Regions from separate parts of the Mus musculus genome. Here region 1 is linked to region 2. The links are chromatin loops, found by intact Hi-C in ENCODE. Cell type or tissue: left cerebral cortex. All regions are shown on one strand.

What was found. Peaks named below come from ENCODE experiments on the same cell type or tissue, not always from the same donor. Only the 100,000 strongest peaks of a DNase experiment are listed, where the experiment ranks them.
Region 1: it touches region 2 in a loop (2.1-fold over the local background); 6 of 42 quality-filtered maps call a loop at or near these places.

What each region holds. Positions count from the first base shown.
Region 1 is chr10:70,516,791-70,524,790 of GRCm38, forward strand. Fam13c (family with sequence similarity 13, member C) reads left to right here. Exons shown (of 14, transcript NM_024244.4): 6 at 3,988-4,135. Among named protein-coding and RNA genes, the nearest start is that of Phyhipl, 78 kb to the right of the region's middle. In left cerebral cortex, no CTCF peak of the experiment used is centred here; DNase peaks (open chromatin) are centred at 3,075, 3,681, 4,122 and 4,693; H3K4me3 peaks cover 2,652 bases; H3K27ac peaks cover 2,594 bases.
Region 2 is chr10:70,436,063-70,444,062 of GRCm38, forward strand. Fam13c (family with sequence similarity 13, member C) reads left to right here and starts at 4,848. Exons shown (of 14, transcript NM_024244.4): 1 at 4,848-5,013. The coding sequence starts at 4,952. In left cerebral cortex, a CTCF peak has its summit at 4,778; DNase peaks (open chromatin) are centred at 3,601, 3,772, 4,322, 4,830 and 2 more places; H3K4me3 peaks cover 3,245 bases; H3K27ac peaks cover 3,511 bases.

The DNA.
Region 1 (8,000 bases), 81 kb after region 2:
TTCTTTCCATTCAGTAGAAGGGGACTCCAAAGTCATTTAGAGCGAGGTTCCTGGTAGGCAGGCTGGCCCAGAAGTGAAACCCTGGGAGGTAGAGTGATGAGTCACGAACAGTAGGTACCTCATGTGGCTTGTCAACACGGCCAGGCCTCTTCCCTGCAGCCGGTGTTTGGGGGGCATCCACCCTGAACACAGAGTCCAGTCCTGGAGTGATGACCACCTACCTACTGCTGCTTTTAGAGAGTGCCTTCTCCCCTCCCCTCAGTTCCCCTGGGAACAGCCCTCCTAGCCAGGGTTCTAACTCATTACGGTTACATCTGCCTCTTTTTACAGGTGACAGAAAAATAACAATCTAGGTTTGCAATAGCCAGGATGCTTTCCCATAGTCAGGCAGGATACAGAGCACCGTGGGCATCCCCCGTGGTTCTGTGAGAACCTGAAAGACATCTTTTGCTTTTGCAGATTACACAAGAACACACAGGCGTCTGAGCCAGGCTGCACGCACCACATTAAAAAAATAAAATAAAAAGATTGAAGCCGGGCGTTGGTGGCGCACGCCTTTAATCCCAGCACTTGGGAGGCAGAGGCAGGCAGGTTTCTGAGTTCGAGGCCAGCTTGGTCTACAGAGTGAGTTCCAGGACAGCCAGGGCTACACAGAGAAACCCTGTCTCAAAAATAAAATAAATAAATAAATAAATAAATAAAGATTGAGAGTGTATCTCTCTGCTAGAATGCTTGCCTAATGTGTGGGAAGCCCTGGGTTCTTTCCCTCCGCTGCCTAATACCAGGCATGGTGATACACACCCATGATCCCACGGCTCAGGGGGGTAGAGTCATGGGGATCAGAAATTCAAGATCGTCCAGAGTGTTGGCTAGCCTGGGCTACACAAGACTCTGCCACTCAAGAGAGAATCAGAAATGTCCACCTCCTTTTACACATGATTCTTTTTAAAAAGTCATTGTGAAATACATTTAATAGGAAAAACATGCCGTCCTAAGCCCTCGTAAGTATACCACTCAGCCATACTAAGTCCATACACCTTTCTGTGAATTCTTCACACCTGCGTCTTTCTTTCTTCATCACACAGAACTGAAATTCCAAACCCATGAGACAACTCTCTCCCTTTCCCCACCAGCCCTGGGGAATCCGTGTTCTGCTTCCTGGCTTTATGGGGTTTCTATACTCTTGTGTATAAGTGGAATTACATAGGATTTATCTTTCTGTGGCTGGTTCTTTTCACTCTATGGTAGCCTATGTCAGTCACTGTCTTCCCCTTGAATTTTAAGGACTGTTCTCTGTAAGGTCATCCACGTTTTGAGCATCCATTCATCTGCCTGTGGACCCTTGGGCTCTATCACCTGGCATTAGTCTTTGAGGTGTACCATTGCAAAGTACCCACAGACTGGGTAGCTTAAACAGCAAACATGTTTCTCACAGCTTTGAGTTTGGAAATTCAACATCAGAGTTCCCACTGTCTTAGTTTCTCCTGAGGCCTCCTCTCTCCTTGGCCTGTACAGGGTTGCATTCAAATGGGACCCTTATGGAGCCTTCTGGATGTGAATGCCCCCATGGTCTCAGGTTCTTACCAGGCCATCAATCTTATTGGGATGGGTTCTGATCTGTATGGGATCTTTTAACCTTATTTACATCCTTAAAAGGCCCTGTCTTTAAGTATAGTCACATTGAGAATAGAGCTTCAATGGAGGAACTTTGGAATGGAATTCAACCAATAACACCTCTAAGCTCCTGAAACGCCGTAGATGTGGGTGCTCACAAAACTGTCCAAGCCTTTGAGTTCAGTTCTTTCCAGTACATACCTGACAATGAGGCTGTGTAATATGGTATCTGTATCCTTAAGATACGCAGGGCCCACCATGCTCTTTCCTGCATGGCTCTATCACGCCACAGTTCCATGGCATTGTCTAGCTCTTTACTGTACATGAAAGTGCTTGTGAAGAGACCATTCTGATTTCCTTGATGTCGACCTTGGTGTCCATCAACTGATTGATATCCACCGAGTGATTGATTGGTTATCATCAACTGATTGGTATCTACCAACTGATTGATTGGTATTCATCAATTGATTGGTTACCTCCAACTTATTGGTTACCTCCAACTGATTGGTGTCCTCCAACTGATTGGTGTCCTCCAACTGATTGGTGCCCTCTAACTGATTGGTGACTGATGGCTAGATTCTTCTAGAAACTTGGTGCCTTTGCTCTATCTGCTTCTCTTCTCAGCAACCTTGAGCTCTCTCTCAGCTGCTGGAGTCATGTCCCAGCAGGGAGAAGAGGGCCACGGAAATCATCTACTCTCAGGCTATGCTTGCTGCTTTGGCTGTTAGGAATCACCTCTGAGGGCAGACAGTGTTCATGTCAGCTCGTGAGCGTATCTGTGCCCGGTGGAGAAGGGACCTGAGTTGCTGAGGTGCCCACTGACTTCAGAATGTCTGAGAAAGTTTCAAACATCCCTCGGGGGAGCATCATGTGAAAAACACTGCTGCCATGTCAGCTCAGTGGCTAAAAGCAGTGGGGAGAAATTGGTAGAGGGATGCGGGAGGAGATACTTGGGTAGGTAGGCATACAAGAGTGTATATAAGGCAGAGTGTTGTGAGTTAGAGGCACAATGTGAAGGAACAGGGGTTGGTATGAGGGTATTGAACATGCATGAAGAAGGATATGGGCCAGTCAGAAGTAGGGGTGTATGTGTGAAAGAGGAGGAAGAGTGGGGGGTCTTGTTAGTATGGGAGTGGTAGGTAAAGAGATGTGCTTGTAGAATAGGGTATGTAAGTGGGGGTTGAGGTTGGCATGAAAATGTACATAGTATGAGCATTTGGGGGTTAAGGTATGTTAGAGTATATGTATGTGTGAGTGGTATTGGAGGCAAGGTGTGTGGGGGAGGTGTGTGTGTATGTGTGTGTGTGTGTGTAGGTATGTGGGCCAGGCGGGGGTTGGAGCTGTAGAGTGGGGTGCTCCAGCGTGTGCCTGCGTGGCATATGTGAGGGGGCGAATAGTGTAAGAGTTGCCGATGTTGGAAGGTTTGGGTAGGGAAGAGGACCAATGGCCCTGCTTCCTGTGGCTGCCCTTGCCGCAGCTGGAGGGAGGTGGGCGGATTCGTAACCTGCTGAGCTGTCCCGCTGTGGCCTGGAAGTGCCCAGCCTGGACTCAGGCATGATTCATTTTCACCTGCCAGGGGAATCAGTTTGCCGGGGCTGCTGCATCAGAAGTGCGTCAGTCTGCATGACTTGTCCTTACTAAGAACCTGGGAGAAATTAAAAATGCGACACGAGGGGGTAGGCGGGAGATTGTACTGTAGGCTGCAAAGGATCAATTGCTCTCCATCAAGTAGCTGAGTTAGGCTAAAGGGGCCAGCGCCAGCTCCCAAGACTCCTTTCCCCAGAGGAGGCAGCTGCAGCATCCCCCACCCCTCACCCCCGCCCCCTGCAAGAGAAGTAACTTTAGAAGGCGTGCTGTAAAGCTAGGTGAAAGGGCCCAGAAGCCCCTCCTAGATGCCAGGCAGCCTCTGCAGCTGTAACTCTTTGTGTGCTGCGGTCTGCCGCAGTCTGTGTCTTGGAGGGACGGTGGCTTTTATGAATGGTAGCCTGGGAGTGGCCTAATGTCTGGCTCCTGATGTCAGCACAGTGAATGAACAGTTGCGCGGAGGAGCGTAAAAGCCCCAGCACTTGCGAAGCGGACACCTTCTGAGATTGGCTCTCCAGATGCAGTGTCTCTTGCTGACGAAATCCCAGGTCCCATGTATCACGGATAAACCGTATACGTTAGGATTGTAACGAGCCAGAAACTGAAGCTGCTGAGGACCATTGTGCATCTGACTGGGGACCAGCAGCTCCTTTCCCCGAGAAACAGCTGCAGCTAGCCGAGACCCCTTTCCTGCCAGGCACCGGACGAAGCTGCCGGAGAGCTGCAGCCCCCAGAGCTGTGTGTTAAGGCAACCGCTTAGCTGGCTTCATGTTCTGCTTTTGTTGGCAGAATTCCTTGCTGAAGCTCCAAGCCCTCGAGTCTGGTCTGTGCTCCGCGTTTCTGACGACCCAGGAAGAAGATGGCCAGGTGCACGGAGTTAAGGACCCGGCCCCAGCTTCCACGCAGAGTGCGCCTGCCGACAGCGCAGATCCTGCAGGTAAGAGGCAGAGTCTGGGGGATGTCCCGCGTGGTACTCAGGAGACAGCTCAGCCTCCGCCTGGACTCCGGACAGAAATGATGCAACATCAAAGCCCAAGCCTAGGAGCTGCTGAGGGGGAACGGGAGGTTTTAGGATTAGTTGCCAGGCAGACTTTCTTAAATGGGAGTCAGCTGGAAGCATCGGGTTACAACTTCTTGCAATTTTTCTGGTTGCTCTGTAATGAGGAGTAGTGTGTTCTACTGGACTTAGATGGTCTGTACTATCTTAAAACTTAGCATGCGTTTGGGACACTGAGGACCAGGGGAGTTTCATCTCCTCTGTTCACTCTCTGTATAACTGATCTTACGCTGAGTAAGCAGGGATGAGTGGTTAGCTCTGGGCTCATTCCGATCGTGTATCCTTGTTCCAGCTTCTTCTGCGTCTGATTTTTTTCCCCCTTCGGTTTTTCTACTTTCAATCCTAGGGACGGCTGTTTGGCTAGCCAACAGAAGGCAAATTAATACTCTCAGGAAGAATTCCAGAGGAAGGAAATAGCAATTTACCTGAGGAGGAAGTTTATCCTTCTCTATACAAATCTGACAGAGGCTTGCAGCCGGCTCCCTGGATTGAGGGCGGGGCCTCAAAGGGCTTAGGGAAGCTAGCTCTAGAAGAGGCCTGTAATCTCCAGGGTTTAGAGGAAGAGATTGGAAATGGCAATCCAATTCAGTAGCATGAACAGCAGTCCTTACTTAACACACTTCTGTTTAAGAACATCTCACGTGCCCTAAGCAGGCCGGATGGTCATCTGCAGTGTTGGAATTTGTTTTAATTAACAGTGCTTATAGGAGCTGCTAAGGGTAGCTAGTCCTGTTACTTATATTCCTATGATCAGGGAACTGTTTATGCATTTTTATGGTAGTAACTTACTGAAGTGAACCATGGAGCAATACTCGTGGCCATGAGGACCCTGAGGCCTAGTGGGACATAGTAAGTGTCAAAAGACTGCCCTGTGGCCACATGTCATTGACAGTTGATGGCCTCCTTGGGGGTAAGTGCCTCTTGTATTGGGCACTGTGTTTGGGTCAAATGTAGGTAGAATACTGATTGGGACAGGGGCCAGTCAGTGCTTTAAATAAGTTGTGAATTTACTTAGGGGCTGCCCACAGAAAGGGACAAGCAAGACTTCCAGTGACAGTGTTCAGTGACAATTGGTAGGAACCAGGCAAAAGGTTCCTTTGAGACAGGGCTCGTGGTTCGGATACTGGCTTCTATTTTTTTAATTTTTAGATTTATTTTTATTATTTTATGCACCACACGTGCTTGTGCTTGAGAAGGTGGCAAGCCTCCACATAGGTACTGGGAATGGAACCTGGGTTCTTACAACGACACTCATGAGTTGCGCTTAACCCTTGAGACAACTCTCCAGCCTGGGTACTGAATTTTTTTAAATGCAGAAAACTTGAAAGTACTGAGAGCTTCTGCCCGGGTAACCAAACTCTGAATAGAGAACTAAGGGTTTTCACAGACCCCAGAGAGTTTCTTCATCCAGCTGAGGAGTTGTCAAGTTGAATTTGTAAATATTTTCATGGGGTAAGGTTTGGTCTGATTCACTCCACAGGAAGCCTGTGTAGTTTATAGCTCACTGGTTATGGTTTGGAACAGTAGGGTTTTTTGTTTGTTTGTTTGTTTTGTTTTTTGTTTGTTTGTTTGTTTTTTGCTGGTTAGAATGTAATTACAGCATTTGTTTCCATATTTTTCTGTTCCCCAACTCTTCCTACTACCTCCTTAAATTCCTGGCCTCCTCATTTTTTGTTATCTCCTTTTCTCTCTCTCTCCTCTTTCTCCACACACACGCACGCACACACGTACACACGCACATAACCTGCTGAATCTGTTAAGTATTTCTTGCTTGTATATTATTTCAGGGCTGACTACTTGCTATTGGATGAGCAGTTAGGGAGCTCCTCCCTGGGGGAAGGCCTACTTCTCACCCTCAACAATTGCCTGTAGTTCTTTGTCTAGGGGTGGGCCCTGTGAGATTTCCAAACCTCCCATGGTTAGATCGATCAGCAGTTCTTAGTTGGTAGGGAGTATATATGGATTTCTGGGGTTATTATTATTAATTTTTAAGGCTTTGGAATAGTAGGGGGTGTGTGTCTATGTGTGTATAAAATACCCATGGTGTATGAGTACATGTGTTTGCACACACATATATTTAAATCCCTGGTGAAAAGAGGACTGTATAAGATTATCATAAATGACCACAAGTCCATAGAAGATTATATTACAAATTTAATAACCCTGTATTCCATGTCAATAGTAGATTCAATAATCATTATAAATAGTACAAAATCCACCCAATGGTTTTTATAGGAATTCCTGGATATGATCTGCCAGCAGTGACTACTAATGGTAAAATTCACAAATAGAAACTGTTGTCACTATAAAAAAGTTTAGATTCACTTTAGACAACTAGTACATGACTTAAGTTACTTAAATCTCACAGTCCAGGTTTGAACTAATGGTCTGATAGAACAGCGGTAGTAAATTGTCTGTTGTTCAAACCTTGGTCTTTAAGTTGATCTATAGGTTATGAAGTTCCCACTCACTCAGTAAGATGCTTGAAATGGCATCTTGTTCTGTGAAGTCAGTTTCAAACACAGTCAGCCACAAGAGTGGATTTCCTGGTGCCCTGTAGGCACAGACTGGTCTCAACAGCATTCTAGAGATTTCTTATACTCCATAGTCATCAAGAGGATTGACCCACAGGGAGGTTTTCACTCTTTATCCTAAACCATCTTGGGTACCAGTTCCAGAGTCTGATACATTGATAATCACTCTGAGCAAAAGGATCCAGTAGTCAAGAGGATAATGTCTCAGAGAGAGAATTTCAAGGCTTCTGACTGTGCTTTACCACTGTTATCAACGGACCACAGGAGACTTACGACTCAGCATCTAGGGGCATATCAATCAACTAGGTCATATCAATCAATCTAGGTCGGAATCAATCATCTTCATCTATTAAGATGGAGATTAGAAAGTACTCATGCACCAAGGTCACAGGCAGGTGAGATGGCTCATGGACAAGGACCAGTGCATAGACAACATCTTAATACAGGGGTCCCTGTATTAAGTAATTTGAGAGCATCGGAAGGCCCATGAACTGTTCTTGCTTGTGGAGTACTGTCTGGTTTGGGACTAAAATGTCTCTCACATGCTTGAGGTGTGTCCTAAGCCCCAGATATAATCTCGCATAGGTCATCCTACCTATGACTTGCCAAACACATCGTCTAAGATAGGAACTGTTAGGGTATGGGTCTTTGTGTCTTTCTGGTTGACTCTGCTCTCCATTGTAAAAGTCCTGGAGAAGGGACCATGTGGATGCAGCCCATAGGAATGGGGTGACTCCTGTCAGAAGAGTCCAGAAGTCTAGCTGACTGACTTTCTACTATTTTAGGGTAGAATGAGAAGCCAGTTAATTGAAGCCTGGAAGAGGAGGGCCCTCTCAATGGCTAGACATGGCCGTTTCCTTGAACTCATCAGACTTCCCACCTGCAGAACTGTGAGAAAGGAACTCCCCTTCTTTACTAGCCCCTCAGCCTCGGGCAGTTTGTCATAGCAGCACAGACTGACTAAGACAGAAATCCGTATGATAGTCTCAAAAACTCACTGTAGCTGGATCAGCATTTATCATTCTGGTCTGAGTGAATGTCTATTCTGGTGTCACTGGGTGGAAAATGGCCCGAGGGTTGTCCTTATGATGGCTTTCCATTTTGAAGTCTGCACAGAGACAGTTTGGCATTTCATAGGACTGAGAATAGCCCTGTTCTGTGTCTCCAAGGGTGACTGTAGAATGGAAGTTACGGTCAACGTTGTCCTTAAA
Region 2 (8,000 bases):
AGGATAGGATGACATCACCTGTTATCACACCGAGGGAGGCCCATGTGGTTAGATAGTCACCCCAGGGCTGAAGAGGCATGATCTGATGAATGTATACTAGGATTCTTAGCTTTCATTGTAGACATAATTGGGAGAGCAACCTAATTCTTATAAACATGAGAAATTATATCCTTTCCATTAGAGGGATTACATATCTGTTTTTACCTCAAGATTACTTATTTGTGTGTGTGTGTGTGTGTGTGTGTGTGTGTGTATAGGTGTGTATGTAAGCAGGCCTGGCACATGCATGCCATGGCATGTTCATGGAGGTCAGGAGACTACCGTAGGAGCTGGTTCACTCCTTCTACCTTAAAGATCTCCGGGATCTAACCTGGGTCCTTGCGTTCAGTAGAAGAGTCTTAATTCACAAAACCATCTTGATGAACCTTTGAAAAATATTTTAATAGCTCAAATTGATAACCTTTGCCTCACATTCAGCATCCAATGTATTATGGATACATCATTTATGCGATTAATTTTATAAATATTTTCAGGTGTCTTGTTAGGGTTTCCATTACTGTGAAGCCATGACCAAGGCAACTCTTACAAAGGCAAACATTTAATCAGGACTGGCTTATAGTTTCAGAGGTTTAGTTCATTGTCATCATGGTGGAAAGCATGGTAGCATGCAGGCAGACACGGTCCTGGAAGAACCCAGAGTTCTGCATCCTGATACAAAGGCCGCCAGGAGAAGCCTGATTTGTACAGGCAGCCAGGGGGAGGGTCTCTTCTGCGCTGGATGGAGCTTGAGCACTAGAAGCCCTCAGATCCCCCTCCCCCACAGTGACGCACTTCCTCCAACCAGGCCACACCTCCTCATAGTGCCACTCCACATGGGCCAAGCATATTCAAACCACCACAGCAGGTATCTATTCCAGCTTGTTTTTATTTGATGTCATCCTTACTCTTTTGCTCCTCATACAACATCTCCACCCAACACTGGTTTTAAATGTTATTTAAGATAATTCTCACACCACGAAATCCAGAATCCTCTGTAAGATTTAATACTTCATTTTCCCACCTATCTGGACTGAATGTGCCCTTTAAGTTAGGCAGAACAGAGAGAGACTGTGTGACAAAGTGGACAGGGTATACACAAACATTAATTTAGAGATATGTGCTTTGATGGAGGTGACCCAGCCCATAAAGAGAATTTTACCTGTGTCTGTTGAGCACTCAATAGCTTAGACAATAACCACTCAGAGAAATGAGGCCCCCTTTTGCTATGGTGTCAAAGACTAGGCGGGGAGGAAGGGTTAGAGGATACAGATATAAGCAGAGGGATTTAATCTTTTTAGTGGAAAATTATCTCTGCAGGGAGGCAAGAGTCCTCTGTGCATACACCAGGAGGTCTGGCTATTCCCTGGAGGACTGGCAGGAAGCACCAAGTCACTGTGTCCAGGCCAATGGAGCAGGCCTCCGTTGACTTCCTGGCATTGTAAAGATTCTGGCCCGATGCCCCAGCATCCCTCAGAAAGTGATTTCTCAGAATTGTCTGGTCCTCCAGGGATGTGCAAGCATTTTAAATTGAGTTACAAAGAGAATACACAAACATTGTCCGTGGAGCATCTGGTCAAACGTGATGATTTTCAGAGACGTTAAGAAGCCATGGAACAGCATGAAAGCCTGGGCGTAGAAAGTCAGCAGTGTCTATAAACCTGTTATCCATTTGTAGTCATCTTTTCTCTTTCAAACTCCATGTTTACATGTTTCTTATTATAGCAATAATGAGAACAAGGATAACGTTAGCATTTATTAACTGTTTAAAACAATTTTAACTTCTCAGTTCCAAAAATGTCATTTAATCTTTGGAATAACCCCTGTAACAGAGTCTATCTCTACCTAAGAATGAGGAAAGCAAGTCATAAGGTGATTAAAAAAAAAAAAATTGGGCTGGAGAGATGGCTCAGTGGTTAAGGACACTGATTGCTCTTCCAGAGGACCTGGGTTCAATTCCCAGGACCCACATGGCAGCTTAGTCTGTAACTCCACTTCTAAGGGATCTGACACTCTCATACAGACATACACGAAGGCAAAACACCAAGGCACATAAGATAAAAATAAATAGATAAGAATACTGAAAAAATTAAGAAGGAAAAGGGAACTATTAGAACTAAGTATGAAATTCAGATGGTTTGCTTTCAGAAAAACTGAAACTTTTAACAAGAAGGTGAGCTAATTACATTCAAATTCTAGCCTATTTTTCCCCAGTTATTCTATTTATTGAATTGAAAACCACGCACCCTGTCCATTCTATACACACTGGCATACCTAAGAGCAAAGGCTTCCTGTTAACAGGGACTGCATCTGTGATATCGTTAAGAATGTGCATCATTAGTTCAGCAAACAACGCCAGGTGATGTTTTCTCTGAAGCCCTTTGTAGGCATGATGGTGGTCGGTCTGTTTAGCCTAAGTTACATTTTACTTTAAGGAGTTTGAGAAGCCCAACTACCCAGTACCTTTGTTTTTCCCTTTTGTTCTCCACTTGTGCACAACATTCTGCCTACCTAGGTGCAGTCTCAGAGTTGAAAAGACAGAATAGCTTTCTTTGCTGTCCTTGAATTTGTAACGTCTCCTCTCCTTTAACCCCCCCCCCCAAAAAAAAAAAAACCAAAAAACCATGTTTTAGCCATGCTACATACAACCACAGAGAAGTCTGGACCCTGTCGCTGGCCTGGGAAATACTCTGGCTTCCTTACAGATCTCTGTGACAATGTTCCTCTTCTCCCTTTGAACTTTTCCCAAACTGTTGTTCAGATAAGCCGAAGGCTCCAAAGGAACCTTTGCTGATATCCATCAGTATTGTTCATTCCAGGGTGAACAGGACATCTCATTTTAAAAAGGCACTTGAAAACCTCTTACCAAAAAAAAAAAAAAAAAAAAAAAAAAAAAAAAAAAACAGATGAAGATACGATCAAGAATTGGATGAGTGTTTAAAAACCCCAAGTGGTTTCCATCAGGGTTTTAATCTAGAGTATTCTTAACTTTTAGCCATAATATACTGAACTGACTGTCTTTCTTCTGTATGAATAGTTCTTACAAGCTTTTCTGGATCCTTTCTGTTTGTGGGCTGTGGAGAACTAGTCTTTTCCTCCCTCTGGGCATTATTGAATCTCTGGATTTGTGGAGCACGTTTATTATTTCATTTTATTTTATTTTTATTTTTTAAAAATTTATTTATTTATTTATTTTTATTCTGGTCTGCCATTCACCCCGCCCCCGCTCACCATTCCATCCCCGCCCCCAAGAGGATGTCGCCACCCCCTCCCCTCACTTTACCAGACCTCCCCACTCCCCAGGGCCTCAAGTCTCTCAAGGGTTAGGTGCATCTTCTCTGAGGCCAGACCCAGCAGTCCTCTGCTGTATATGTGTTGGCCGCCTCATATCAGCTGGTGTATGACGCCTGGCTGGTGGCTCAGTTTCTGAGAGATCTCCGGGTTCCAGGTCAGTTGAGACTGCTGGTCTTCCCATGGGGCTGCCCTCCTCCTCAGCTTCTTCCAGCTTTTCCCCAATTCATCCACAGGGGTCCCCCGCTTCTGTCCATTGGTTGGGTGCTAGTATCTGCATCTGACTCTTTCAGCTGCTTGTTGGGCCTCTCAGAGGGTTCATTATATTTTCAACTGGTCCACAGCATATTCATATCAACTGCTGTTTTTCAGGTGAAAGCATTGTTCCTTCTGTTCTAGATGAATCACTGGAGATGTTTACGCAATCAAAAGGCTGGTCTTTCTTCACACTGAACTACCCAGAATGGGCACCACAGCCCTCGAGCGCAGGGGCGTTTGGGAAAGTGACAGTCTTTGGATCTGAGGACAGGAAGATATCCTGTGATTAGACTTCACGTTGCCATCTAGAACCTAGTTCCATGGGACAGTAGGATTAAGAACACATGCATAGTATAGTTCAACACGTAAGTCTGTGATCGTATTTCAAAATTCAGAGGCAGGTCTTTCCAAGTCAAGGTCAACATGTCAGGAAACATGGACAATGGGAACGGGGCAGGGTAAACATCTCCAAGCAAGAATAAAGCGGGGTGGGGGTGGGGCTGACCGGCCCTCCCTTCCCCCAACAAAGTAGACTCCATCAAAGGGAACAACGTTTGTGAGTTGTCATTCCATCCTTTGTGAAGGTGCGGGGCTGCTGTGGGGGTAGGAGTCCATCTCCCCGCCTGGCACGGTGTCCTAGGCATCAGCGAAGGCCTGGAAAGCATTCTACATTCGCCTGCATAGGTTCATTCACATCTCTGTGGTCCTGCGCTGGGCGCTTCCTCTAGCGGAGTAAAATAACAAGAGCGCAGACGGACCTGTCGGGATGCAGCCCGCCCTTGGGAGCCCTTTTGTTCTAGGCAATAAAAACCAACACACAGTGAAAATAAATCAAAACTCAGCATCCATATCCCTCTCCTCCTTCTCGATCTCTCCATGCTTTCAGGAAAAGCGACAGAAGCATCTTTGCTCGTTTGCATCCCTAGGGTGGGGTGGGGGCTGGGGAGGTAACAAGCCATGGGAGGCGGGCATTGTATCCACTGGGGGGTGGGGGGGACGACGCAATCTGTATTGCCAGCTGAGGCTGAGGTGGCAGGCTCAAGCAGCTTGGACTCTCTGTAGCTCCTAGCTGCCTACCAGGGTTGCGCGGAGCAGCTCCAGGTTCCTGAGGCTGAAGCCCCCGGTCGCGCGCCGCCGCGCCCCGCCCCATCGTCCCCGCAGCCTCGCGGGCTGCTGGGCTTTGTGGTTCGCCGGTGCCGCTGGGCCCCTGCTGGGGGTGTCGTCAGGAGCATGTGCAGACAGCAGCCCAAGGTAGAGCGAGCGTGCCGGGCGAGCCCTAAGACTTGCCTGGCAATGCCATGTTTGTGTGGGTGCTCTAACTCCGGGAGAGCAATTAGGGAGACGGCTCCCCGGCCGCACTTGGCTCATGTTTTCTTGTTTCTGTTTCAGCCTTCAGGATAATTCCTTCGGCAGCGCCGCTGTAACTGAGTAAGTGCTTCTTGCCCTTACAATCGACTTGCATTCCTGTCTCCGAAGCAACTATGGTGAAGGTATCCCCTCCCGCTGCCACCCCACTCCACCCCACCCCACCCCTGTCCCCAAGCCCTCTTTCCAGGCGATGCATTGTCTCCTGGATCCTGAGGCTGCGAGGCTGGCGGGGCCCACAAACCTCACACAGGTTGCAGCCAGTATTTTGGCAGCTCGGGGTGGAGGGTGCGCGGGGGTAGGGAGTGAGGAGCGGAAGCGGGGGGTGGGGGGAGTAATAAACCTAGCTTGATTGCTGCGGGAGGCTCCGTGGCCCAAAATATGCAATCTTGGAGCTTAGCTTAAAAAAAAATCTATGTGACATGTCAGAAAGGAAGCTGGGTTGTATTTTGCCAACATGAGTGTCAGTTTTCATGGAGTGCACGCAGTGTACATTTGCCCCAAATAGACGGATGTGAGCTAGCAGGAGTTTAATTCCAGCATATTTAAACAGGGTAAACTCACCTTCCCTCTCCGTGTGTACAGATTTTTAAGACACAGTGCGGTAAACTTTTCTAGATGCCTTTTTGTGATTTTTCTCGTCTGGCCACAATAATGTGACTATAGAGAAACGCCTTGCCTGACTAACAACCTAATAACAGTTCATAGTGGAGGGAAGGGAAATAATGTTTTACTCTAGGCCAGCCCGTGTGTGTGCGTGTGTGTGTGTGTGTGTGTGTGTGTGTGTTGATATTGATAGTGCTTTGTTTTTATTTTGGTCATCTCTTCCTTAGTATTTTCTTAATAGAATCTATATATCAGAGGTGAACGTGGAGTAGATTTTGCTGGCACTGTATGCAATTCACATATAGCTGGGAGTATAAACTATATGTATTCCATTTTATCGTAGGGAAATTAGTGTTTACTTCTGGGACCTTTTGGTAAAAGCTACTCGGTAAAAGCTTTTTGCAGCAGGCTGTGTGTGTGTGTGCATGCGCAAAGTTGTGTATCCCACTACTTAAGAGAATTGTGAGTTTCATACAGAGGCTACAAGTGGCTTAGAAGCTGTTTGCTAAAGAAACCTGAACAGTGACGAGAGCATCTTTTGGCTTTCAGATCCTGCCACTGTTGCAGAGACTTGGAGAGGGAGGGCTGAGGTTCCACTGTGCTTTCTGGGCCTCTTCCCCATGCACTTTTGCTTGTCTGGTTTGCTACTGACTTAGTACCCCGCTTTGAGCTCATCTAAGTGGGGTCTCTTTAAAATAAGGACCAGGTTGACTTTCAATGATTCACTATGGCCTGTCCACTGGAACCCTGGACACGATAGTGACATTGCCTTGCAATAGAAAGATAGAGAAAGAGAGAGGTGGGGAGAGATACCTGTGGGCCAAGGATGAGGCCTGAATTTCCTGGATAAGTGGTCAGGTAACATCTCTCTTTTCCTCTGGGTTCCTTGGCACCACATGTTTTTCTGGGCCTGATTCTTGGGAGTGTTGTGTGGCTGTATTCCTAGAGTCAGCCATAGTCACAGGCCCAGGAGTTTCAAGATGGAGACTTTTAGTTCCAGCTTTCATATGGTGTGTGTGTGTGTGTGTGTGTGTGTGTGTGTGTGTGTGTTTGTTATGGTTAAATGCTGGGGAGACTCTTGGTGTCTTGTCCTTGGATACTCCCCAAGGAGTTCTGATTGCATAAGATCACGTTACCCTCAGAGAAGTGACAGAGGTTCCTTTTAAAAGGCTGTGAGTAGTGTCTGGGAAGCCATCTGGCTAATGCAAGAATCTAAGGAACTTGCAACACACCCAAAGCCCCACAGGTGTGACCCGGCTCAGCTGAGGGGCGTCCTAAACCAGTGGTTGTCAAAACGGAACATTGTTCATCTTCTCCTCTCAATAATATGAAACTGTTCCTGGGTCTGTGGACTCCCGGCAGGACCAGAGGGTGCTATCCTGAGACACAGACATAGCAGCTTGTCCTGGAAGTGTTTGGGTGCCATGTTAGTCTGTCCCGAGGAGGTTCTTTCCTCTTCAATGTTTCTGAGAGGCAAAGATCCTCTGGCTCCTGTCTTCACCCATGTCCAGTGCCTCCTCTCCAGACCACTGAAAGTTCAGGCCTCTGGTGTTGATCCTTATTAAAATGGAAATTAAAAACTCTGTGCCTTGGAAGGCGCATCCAAGCAGTCATTAGAGTTCCCTATGAATTATTTTATCAGATAGACTTATGTGAGAGGATGCTGCTTGACCAGTCGTGATTATTTGTATGTGCGCGCGCGCCTGTGTGTGTATGCATATGTGTGCCGTGTGCGCTCATACAGTGTGTGCATGAGGGAGCCTTTGGAGGTCAGAGGTTAACATCCTATGTCTCCTTTGATTTCATTCAACCTCATTTCTCACTGAACTTGGAGTTTATGATGGGTTAAGACTGGCCAATGAGCTCTGGGGAATCCTCCGGTCTCCATCCATCCCCAGACCCAAGGCTTTATAGGTACCACCACTAGGATGGACTGACTTTAAAGTGGTTGCTGGGGACTCACATTCAGGTCTTCATACCTGAGCCTAAGACAGTGTCCCACTGAGCCAGGGCTCTGTCTCCCCAGCTGGAGGTCCTGGGAAGAGTCACAGGAAGAGTGGAATTAGGAATCAAGGGGCAGAATCCTTTTCGTTTTGTTTTTCTCAGGCCTTGAAAGGCCTGTGCAGATCTGGGTGAATTTAACTCATTCTCTATACAATCCCTCCCCCAGCCCCCTCCCCCAACATCAGAGTGGCCTTAGCCTTTTGTTACTTCTGCAGCATCTTTTCAGGACGTGCTGTTTTTAAAGTCTGTTGCTGGGTCACTGTGTTTAGATTGGTGCCTCCTTTGCCAAAGTCCTGCCTAGGAGCCTCTAAGGGTGGTTAACACAATGACCTGATAACCTCCACCTGGAGAAGACTGACTCTGGTGAAAGCTATAGACCCTCCAGGCTAAGAGAAGACCTAGAATTTGGATGCGAGTCAGGTCAGAGGTAGCTTGGGTTC